2 separate regions of the Homo sapiens genome follow, and region 2 is linked to region 1. Evidence: read pairs that join two places in POLR2A ChIA-PET (ENCODE). Cell type or tissue: A673. All regions are shown on one strand. Region 1 overlaps TENT4B (terminal nucleotidyltransferase 4B). Region 2 overlaps HEATR3 (HEAT repeat containing 3).

Region 1 (5,000 bases):
GTTGTTGCACATCCTCACCAGCATTTGGTGTTGTCAGTGTTCTGGATTTTGAATATTCTATTAGGTATATAATGCTGTCTCACTTGTTTTAATCAATGATATATGACATTGAGCATCTTTTTAATATGTTTACTTCTCATCTATGTATCTTCTTTAGTGAGGCCTTTGTTTAGGTCTTCTGCCCATTTTAAAAAATGGGTTCATTTTCTTATTGTTGAATATCATGAGTTCTTTGTCTATTTTGAATACCTGCCTTTTGCTTTATTTTTGTGTTTTTTATTTTTTTTTTTTATTGAGACAAGTTCTCACTCTGTTGCCCAGGCTAGAGTGCAGTGGCATGAACATGGCTCACTGCAGCCTCAACTTCTCCCAGCCTCAAGCAATCCTCTTGCCTCAGCCTTCCGAGTAGCTGGGACTATAGGCACACACCACCATGCCCTGCTAATTTAAAAGAGTTTTTTTTTGTAGAGGTGGGATCTCGCCATGTTACCCAGGTGGTCTTGAACTCCTGGCCTCAGGCAATCTTCCAGCCCTCAGCCTCCCAAAGTGCTGATTATAGGCCTGAGCCACTTAGCCTAGCTCAGAATTTATTTTTTATTTGTTAATTTTGAAAAAATATAGGACCTCATAAAAGTCAGTCTACATTTGTACACATTATGTTTTTGGTGAATATGTAAATGGATTCTTTGTGAATCAATTTGGTTTTGTTTTTTTGCTTTTAAAAATACCAGCCCTGGGCTGGATGCGGTGGCTCACGCCTGTAATCCTAGCACTTTGGGAGGCTGAGGCAGGTGGATCTCCTGAGGTCAGGAGTTTGAGACCAGCCTGGCCAACATGGTGAAACGCTGTCTCTACTAAAAATACAAAAATTAGCTGGGCGTGGTGGCGCATGTCAGTAATCCCAGCTACTTAGGAGGCTGAGGCATGAGAATCGATTGAACCTGGGAGGCAGAGGTTGCAGTGAGCCGAGATCGCGCCACTGCACTCCAACCTTGGCGATAGAGCAAGACTCTGTCTCAAGAAAAAAAAAAATGCCAGCAGTGGCTGGCTGAGGTGGCTCACACCTATAATCCCAGCACTTTGGGAAGCCAAGGCAGGTAGATCTCTTGTGGTCAGGAGTTCAAGACCAGCCTGGCGAACATGGCGAAACCCCATCTCTACCAAAAATACAAAAATTAGCTGGATGTGGTAGTGCGCACCTGTAATTTCAGCTGCTGGGGAGGCTGAGACATGAGAATCACTTGGACCCTGGAGGCAGAGGTTGGAGTGAGCCACTGTATTCCAGCCTGGGTGAAAGAGGGATACTCTATTTAAAAAAAAAAAAAAAAAAAGCGGGCTGGATACAGTGGTGCACACCTGTAACCCTAGCACTTTGGGAGGCTGAGGTGCTCAGATTGCTTGAGCTCAGGAGTTTGAGACCAGCCTAGACAACATAGTGAGACATCGTCCCTAAAGAAAAAAAAAAAATACCAGCACTTAGCCAAAAGATTTCAACAGTGCAGAAAAAGAAAGTTGTGATATCTTTTCTCCAAATTAGTCTTGTTTTCAGTTTCATTATCCAAGTAACCACTACTAATAGTTAAAACATTTGAAATACGTGTGGGAGCTTGTCCTATTTAATATAAATTATTTATTGAGCAAATAATCACCACTAGTATGTTTTGGATACTGGAATTTTCATATGTAGGAGTCCTTGAATGTAAGGTGCCCCTTTGGTAGTTCTGTGCTTCTTTTACCTGTACTGTAACATAGGGAAAGATGTTACAAATGGTTGTATTTTTAACAGAGCAGTATCTATTCTTAAACACCAGCCCTTCCACTAAAGGTAAACAACAAATGAATACATAAATGAAGTTTTGGTATTGGGATTATGTGGGTTAAACACATCCATATTTCATTATTAATATTTAAGAATATAACAAACTTTTTATTGGCATTTGGACCTTGTAGCTAAGGAAAGATTAAACTTTGTTTATTTGTGCTTTGTTTTTTTTCTTCACTCAGATATTTGAGGATTTCCCATTTGAGGAATACATTTATTAATCAAGCTTTAGTTTCAAGATCCTTGATCTTAGGGAATACCATCAACCGTTCTTCTTTAAGCTTCCTAACTTTGCCCAAATTTGGTTAGAACTACTCAAGAGTAGTTTGGGTAATTCAGAAATTTTATTGGAAGGGGAAAGAATTTTTGACCCAAATTAGATAAAGCAACTCTTGGGTAATGATTTCTTTTCTTGTTCTCTCTTTATAATCAATTGAAAGTAGTAGTAAGGCTGGGTGGCAAAAGAAAGAGGCCTGGGGAGAATCGCGTGGTTTTCATTATCTCTTTTCATAGCAGCAAAGTGGGAAGGGACCAAGAGGAAATCAACTGAAAAACCATCCTTCTGAAACATTGGCCTAAAAAACTGTAGTCCAGAAATTGAGTGCAACTGGCAGTGGCATTTAAAAGGAATGCTCTAATTTCTAGGAAAGCAGGCACGAGTACCTCTTAAAAGAAGAAAAAAATGAAAACTGTAATTTAGGACACATAGACGAGTATCCATTCCCTGTACTTTTACTCTCATGTCCTAACCAAGGAAGGGTTGCCATAGCAAATATGGCATTCCTTAGCCATGATTCACTGTTGTAAATGCCTGCAGCATTCATAAAAGTAAGATATATGGGCTCTTCTTTTTCCTTTTAAATCTTTATTTCTGTATTTAAATCTGTATGTCATCATCTGTATTTTCTCTCTTGTTTTTTTTAAATCTTGGGAGATGGTACAAATTATTTAGGGGAGGGAATGAGTTTCTTGTCCACAAATAGAGGAGAGAGAGGGCTTTTTGTCTTTCTGCTTTGGAACTGGAGAGCTTCCTATTTAGGCATGGCCTTTTTCAAGTGACCTTGTATTGTTATCAGTACTGTAGAAGGTAGGCACGTTGTGTAAACTTTAAAATTGAAAGCCATTAGGCATTCCACTTGTAAACCTTGGCTTTTTAAAGAAAATTACATGTTCATTGTGAATATTTTCTTATCGACCTATCTCTGTGCACATGCAGACTTCCTTTGCCTACATTCTGAAAGGTGTAATTGCCTTCTTTAAGGACAGCGGACATCTATAGTTCTTGGGTCAAATTGTCCTCCTTCTGGTTTTGTCAGTTCTCAGCCACACTGTGTGAGCATCCATTTTCTTGGATTCTGGTTCGGAGCTCATTTTAAGGAACATCATGTCCCTTTTGAGACTCTGTGGACATTGGGGTGGGTAGATGTCCCCCTGTGAACAGAAGGTCCCTCCCTAAGGAGGTGCTTCTCTGTGTTGAGTCCTGCATCTGGGCACACAGAGCCCGAAGCAGGAAGAGTTGAGTCTGAATAGGGAGGCCTGTAAGCCTGACTGCTCTGCCACGGGTAGGCCTGGTCTGCCATGCTCCAGGAGCCCCCAGGAGGCTCTGAAGTCATTCTGCCTCTGGGAATTTTACAGAGGAGCTAATATTTGAGCTGAGTGAGAAGGTGATTCTTGAAAAAGCAAGGCGTGCCCTGGTCCAGTTCTGTGGGGCTGTCGTAGAAGAGGGCTCGGAAGCTCTTGGGAGTGAGGCTAGAAAGGTAGGCAGTGTTACCATAAGGAGGTTGGAAGTGACACAGATAGGCTAAGGAAGGGGACTTCAGTAATCATGCAGCAATGGCCTGGAAAAGGGAGAGGCTCATAGTAGGGAGACCAGTTTGGAGGCTGCCATAGTGTTCTACTGAGAGAGAAAAAGACTTGAACTCAGAGCACGGTCAGGGAAGGTGGAGGGGCAGGGTCTGATTTGGAAGTGTTTTGTTTTTTGGTTTTGGGAACAAGGATTTGGAAACCTCTTGGCTCCGTAGATGAAGAAAGGTGAACCAAGGAAGACTGAAGTTTCCACTCAAGGAAACAGTAACTCAGGGAAGAAAACACAGGAGTAGGAATAGGTTTAAGAGAATGACAAGCAGTTGTGTTTTGGACTTGTTTAGTTCGAGGTGACATCTTTGTAGGGATGTCTAGCTGGTAGCTGCAAGTATAGGAGGAGGCTGGATGTGTGCATGAGTTTCTTGGTAAAGATCCATCTGCAGTCTCCTGAAGATGTCACCCAGATTGCCCTGCCATCACCCCAGGGCCTTGAGTCACTCGCTTCTCTTGGTGTCTAGGCAGGCTTGAAGAAAATCAAACAGTACAAAATCATGCAAATTCAGACCTCTATTCCACCCCAGAGGAAAGTCCTGCTAGCAGTTTTTGTGTATTCTTCCAGAAATTTGCCTTGCAACGCGTTTGAGTATATAAATAATCCCAGAAAGGATGGGCCAGACACTAGCAGAAACTCACCACACACACTGCACTGGGCATGCAGAAACTTTGCAAAATGTACTGGTGTGTGCTGTCACTGCATTCCTGGGTTTGGAGGTCTTCTGTGTCCCCAGCTGTCAGTATTGCCCACAGGCTGACCACTGAGCTCCTTCCACAGCCGGCCCATATCACCCTCTTTCGAAGTGTGTCTGCAAGGCTAGATTATTAGAGTAATTTAAGTGTTTCTGCTTTGTGTTTTCTTTAATGAATTTTTTTATGATGAAGTTCTTGTTTTAAAAATATACAGTGGTAATTAACATGTATGCATTTTTCTTAAAATGACCCCCCCAGTCCCTCTTCGGATGTGATCACTGTTAACAGTATCGTATATAGACCCTGTTCTGTGTGGGGCGGGCAGAGGGCTGGTTAGTGGGTGGAACATGCATACTCACAACCATATTTTTCACATGGGAAAATATAAAGGTGACAACAAATCTCCTGGACTATAATCTCATCAAGCAGACAATAATCTCTGTTTCAAAAGTGGACAAATACATGCTGATTTTTTAAAAAAAATTATAATAGTACAGAAAGATACAAAAATAAGTTAAAGTCTTCCTAACTCTCCTGCCTGTGCCCTCCACTGGGCAAAAGTCCCTGTCCCTAAGGTAATATCTGTTAACAGTTCTCCTTCCAGAAAACTTGCAATGCAAATAGGAAC
Region 2 (5,000 bases), 110 kb before region 1:
GCATGAACCTGGGAGGCGGAGCTTGCAGTGAGCCAAGATCGCACCACTGCACTCCAGCCTGGGCAACAGAGCGAGACTCTGTCTCAAAAAAAAAAAAAAAAAAATATCGTTCAAAGTTGTTGAGAGTAAAGACATTGAATCACCTCTTTGTGTGCAATTCATAAATCTATAAATTCATAATTTTATAGGGCTATACCTAGAGCTTTAATCATATATACACTTTGCAGTCAATATGGTAACTTTTTGAAGTTTAATAGCAACAAATTGGCTGGACGGAGTGGTGCACACCTGTAATCCCAGCACTTTGGGATGCTGAGGCGGGTGGATTGCTTGAGCTCAAGAGTTTGAGACCAGCCTGTACATATGATGAGACCCTGTCTCTACAAATACAAGAAAAATTAGCTGGACGTGGTGGCACGTGCCTGTGGTCCCAGCTACTCGGGAGGCTGAGGCAGGAGCTGATTGCTTGAGCCCGGGAGGTCCAGGCTATTAACAACTTCACTCTGATTTTTGAGTGCCTGTTAGGTACCACGTTTTATGAGACAGCCCTTGTTACTTCATTGTCCTGCTGAGGAAGCTGAGATTTAGGAACCTTAGCTGAGAGGTTAAGGAACCTCTTCCAGGTCATTCTTTTTTTTTTCTTTTTTCTTTTTTTTTTTTTTTTCCTGAGACGAGTCTGGCTCTGTCGCCCAGGCTGGAGTGCAGTGGCGCGATCTCGGCTCACTGCAAGCTCCGCCTCCCGGGTTCATGCCATTCTCCTGCCTCAGCCTCCTTAGTAGCTGGGACTACAGGCGCCCGCCACCACGCCTGGCTAATTTTTTTTTTTGCATTTTTAGTAGAGACGGGGTTTCACCGTGTTAGCCAGGGATGGTCTTGATCTCCTGACCTCATGATCGGCCCACCTTGGCCTCCCAAAGTGCTGGGATTACAGGCGTGAGCCACCGCGCCCGGCCCAAGGTCATTCTTTTAGCTTGTATTTATTGAATGCTTTATGTCATACACTGTTCTAGATGGTAGGGATGCAGGCGTGAACAAGATAGGCCAGGTCAATATGTTCGTGGAGTTTGCATTCTAGTATAAATAAATGTTTTATGTGATATTAGCTATGAAGAAAAAAGTAAAAGCAGAATGATATGAGGCGTTACACTAGGCCAGTTAGTGTGGAAAGGCCTCTGTGAGGAGGTAACATTTGAGCCAAGACTAAAATGAAGGCAGGAGGAGTCACATAATTATGTCAAAGGCAGCTCTCTATCCTAGGGCTGAGTGTGTAAAGCTCTCCTATTATTCTGTGATCATTACGGGAAATCCCCTATTTTGGTACATAATACATATCTGAAAATGAAAGAGCCAAAAAATACAATCAGCCGGGATTAGAATTTGAACAGAAGCTGCCTCTCTTCTACCCGGGTAACCTAAAAGTGGGGGATCGGAATGGTATAAGTCCCAGGAACTGTGGGGCAGGAAGTGAGTGTATCTATTGCTACGTAACAAGTTATTCCAAAACTCTGTGACTTAACAACAACAACAATCATTTATTATTTCTCGAAGTTTCCTTTGGTCAAGAATTTAGACAGGGCACAGTGGAGATGGCTTTTTCCTATTCCACAATGTCTAGGCCAGTGGTTCTCAACCATGGCCACTTATCCCCTCCCACCTCCCACCTGGGGACATTTGGCAACGTCTGGAGGTATTTTTGGTTTTACAACTTGGAAATTGCAACTGGTGTCTAGAGGGTTGAGGCCAGGAATGTTCCTTCACATCCTACGGTGCCCAGGAGACCCCTGCGCACACATAAAATGAAGAATTATCTGGTCCAAAATGTCAGTAGTGCAGAGGCTGAGAAATACTAGTCTAGGGCCTCTGCTGGAAGACTCGCAGAGTATGGGCTGGAATCATCCGAAGTCTTGTTCACTCACGTGTCTGGCAGTTGGTGCAGGGGTTGTCAGGAAGAACACCCACAGTGACCTCTTCATGTGACGCAGGCTTCCTCATAACAGGATGGCTGGGTTCCCAGGGCGGAAGTCGAGAGAAAAAAGAGCATGCACACATGCGTCAGGGCTGGAAGTCATACTGCCTTTTGTGACCTAGCCCGTCACTTTGTATTCTGTTGGTTGAAGAAGTCACAAAGTCCCACCCTGATTTAAGGAAAGGAGAAGTAGATTTCACATCTTTATGGGAAGTGGCAAGGTTCTTGAAGATCACACAGGACTTGAAATATTGCCATGGCCATTTTTAGAAAATACAGTCTACCACACCAAGCAAATCTCTTCCCATCAAAGAGGTTAAGGAGCCAACTCCCCTGGGTGACCCTCACTGTCCCTTGCACGTGCCTGTGCCAGCATAATGGCTTACTGCTGGTGTTCTGTTTGTCCCGTGTGGGAAGAAGGGACAATAAGAAAAGTGTGCGAATAAGGAGTAGGAGTGGGAAGGGGATGCTGGGTCAGTTAAAGTGATGGTGCCATCATGTCCTGGCTCTGCACAAGCAACAGTGTGTGGCTAAGCAGTGGGCTTGGGTTGGCAAGGAAGCATTCTGACTCCACCAAAGGTAGTTCTACCCAGCACCCTGATGGAGATCTATGAATGACAGAATTCAGTCTGCAAAAGCTAGCTTAGGTTTATTATGTGCTGAAGTGTGAGTCAAATGAAAACCCAGTGTCTGGAAGTCAAGGACTGTCTGTAGAACACCTCCTTGCTGTGATTATTTTAACCACGATCATCTTTCAGACTTAGGTATAGAGTGTACAGGGGGCTGTTAACTAAATATTTTGGCTTAAATATCGAGGGTTTTTTTTTGTTTGTTTGTTTTATTAAGAATAGCATTTATTAACATTTAGCATGCTTTGTTTTGTTTGTTGCTTCTACAAAATAGCCTATCTTGGAGAAATGCAAATTTTATATTTCATTTTTGTGTTTTAGATTTTGCTAAACATGTTGACTTTCTAGAAGCCATAAGTAGTGCTTTGAGGGCCCTTTTGCAAACAATGGCCTCCAAGAACATTTCCCAGGTAAGAGTTTTAAAATTTTTTGTATGAAACTTGTAAAGATTGTGTATTATGGAGGCAAAATTCATTACTTCACTATTTTAAAAAATACATATTTCTGTTACAAGAATAATATGTGATCTTTGTAAAAAATAAAACAAAAGTGATTAAAATAAAAAGTAATATCTTTCTGCTCCCTACCATCAGCAACACACAGGTGCTTTTAATTTAATTTTTTAAATTTTTTAATATATAGGCTTACTAGCAAAACAAGTGCTTTTTAATCAATACAACTTAATTGATAGATATGTTGTAAATAATTTCTCTATCATTGGTCTTTTTTTTAAATCTTTTTTTTTTTTGAGACAGAGTCTTCCTCTGTCGCCCAGGCTGGAGTGCAGTGGCATGATCTCAGCTCACTGCAACCTCTGCCTCCTGGGTTCAAGTGATTCTCGTGCCTCAGCCACCCAAGTAAATGGGATTACAGGCATGCGTCACCACAAAATTTTTGTATTTTTAGTAGAGACGGGGTTTTGCCGTGTGGCCAGGCTGGTCTTAAATGCCTGACCTCAAGTGATCCACCCACCTTGGCCTCCTAAAGTGCTGGGATGACAGGCGTGAACCACCGTACCCAGCTTTTTTTTTTTTTTTTTTTTTAACATTTCATTACAGACTTTGCAAGCATGCCCTCCTGACCCTTCACAGCAATCCATGTGCACTTCATCTCCCATAGGTGCCTTACCACTTTTGCTACTTTTTACTAAGGAGACTTTTAAACATTCCTAAAAGCAGAGATAATAATGTTGCTTTGTTTTTTGAGACGGGGTCTTACTGTGTTGCCCAGGCTAGTCTCCTGGATTCAATCCTCCCACCTCAGCCTCCCAAGTAGCTGGGATTACAGGTGTGCGCTACCATGTCCAAAGCAGAGATAACCCTATGAGCCTGCATGCACCGTCGCCAAGCCTCAGCAGGTTATTAGCGTCCTGTCATTCTTGTGACATGGTTTCATTCATCTCACTGGGTCCTTATTTTTGTTTCCTGGAGTATTTTAAAGCAAATCATATTAGACCCATCAATATTTTATTATGTAGTTCAGTATGCATGTCTGACAGAAAAATAAATTTTTAAAAATCTTAACCCCAGTACCATTACCCCAAGGCTCCAAATTAACGGATATTTCTTATTATCCTTTGGTTTGCACTCTGAGTTCAGTTTTCCCAGCTGCAGTCTAAGTTCAGTTTTCCCAGATTGCCTTAAAAATGTATTTTAACATGGCCAGGCACGGTGGCTCACACCTGTAATCCCAGCACTTTGGGAGGCTGAGGCGGGCAGATCACCTGAGGTCAGGAAGTCAAGACCAGCCTGGCCAACATGGTGAAACCCCGTCTCTACTAAAAATACAAAAGTTAGCTGGGCATGGTGGCGCACTCCTATAATCCCAGCTACTTGGGAGGCTGTGGCAGGAGAATCACTTGAACCTGGGAGGCGGAAGTTGCAGTGAGCCAAGATCATGCCACTGCACTCCAGCCTAGGCGATAGAGCAAGACTCCGTCTCAAAAAAAAAAAAAAAAAAAAACAGAAAAAGAAAAAAACGTCTTTTAACAGTTGGCTTGTTCAAATCAGGATCTAAGCAAGGTTCATGTGTTGCTTTTGGTTGATATTTTGGTCTCTTATTATCTCTAAAAAAAATTTTACTGAGATTTGATTCACATACCATGCAGTTTATCCATTTAAAGTATACAGTTCAGGCCAGCTGCAGTGGCTCACGCCTGTAATCCCAGCACTTTGGGAGGCCAAGGCCAGTGGACCACGTAAGGTCTGGAGTTCAAGATCAGCCTGGCCAACGTGGCGAAACCCTATCTCTACAAAAAATACAAAAATCAGCCGGGCATGGTGGCAGGCACCTGTAATCCCAGCTACTTGGAAGGCTGAGGCAGGGAGAATTGCTTGAACTGGGAGGTGGAGGTTGCAGTGAGCTGAGATTGCACCACTGCACTCCAGCCTGGGCGACAGAGGGAG

What was found. Peaks named below come from ENCODE experiments on the same cell type or tissue, not always from the same donor. Only the 100,000 strongest peaks of a DNase experiment are listed, where the experiment ranks them.
Region 2: POLR2A ChIA-PET joins it to region 1 with 7 read pairs; 7 of 35 experiments call an interaction of 5 or more read pairs at or near these places.

The regions. Positions count from the first base shown.
Region 1 is chr16:50,200,519-50,205,518 of GRCh38, forward strand. The region is part of intron 1 of TENT4B (terminal nucleotidyltransferase 4B); the gene reads left to right. Among named protein-coding and RNA genes, the nearest start is that of TENT4B, 50 kb to the left of the region's middle. In A673, no CTCF peak of the experiment used is centred here; a DNase peak (open chromatin) is centred at 2,603; H3K4me3 peaks cover 612 bases; H3K27ac peaks cover 2,965 bases.
Region 2 is chr16:50,091,789-50,096,788 of GRCh38, forward strand. It overlaps HEATR3 (HEAT repeat containing 3), which reads left to right. Exons shown (of 15, transcript NM_182922.4): 12 at 2,917-3,005. Among named protein-coding and RNA genes, the nearest start is that of HEATR3-AS1, 28 kb to the left of the region's middle. In A673, no CTCF peak of the experiment used is centred here; a DNase peak (open chromatin) is centred at 1,973; H3K27ac peaks cover 681 bases.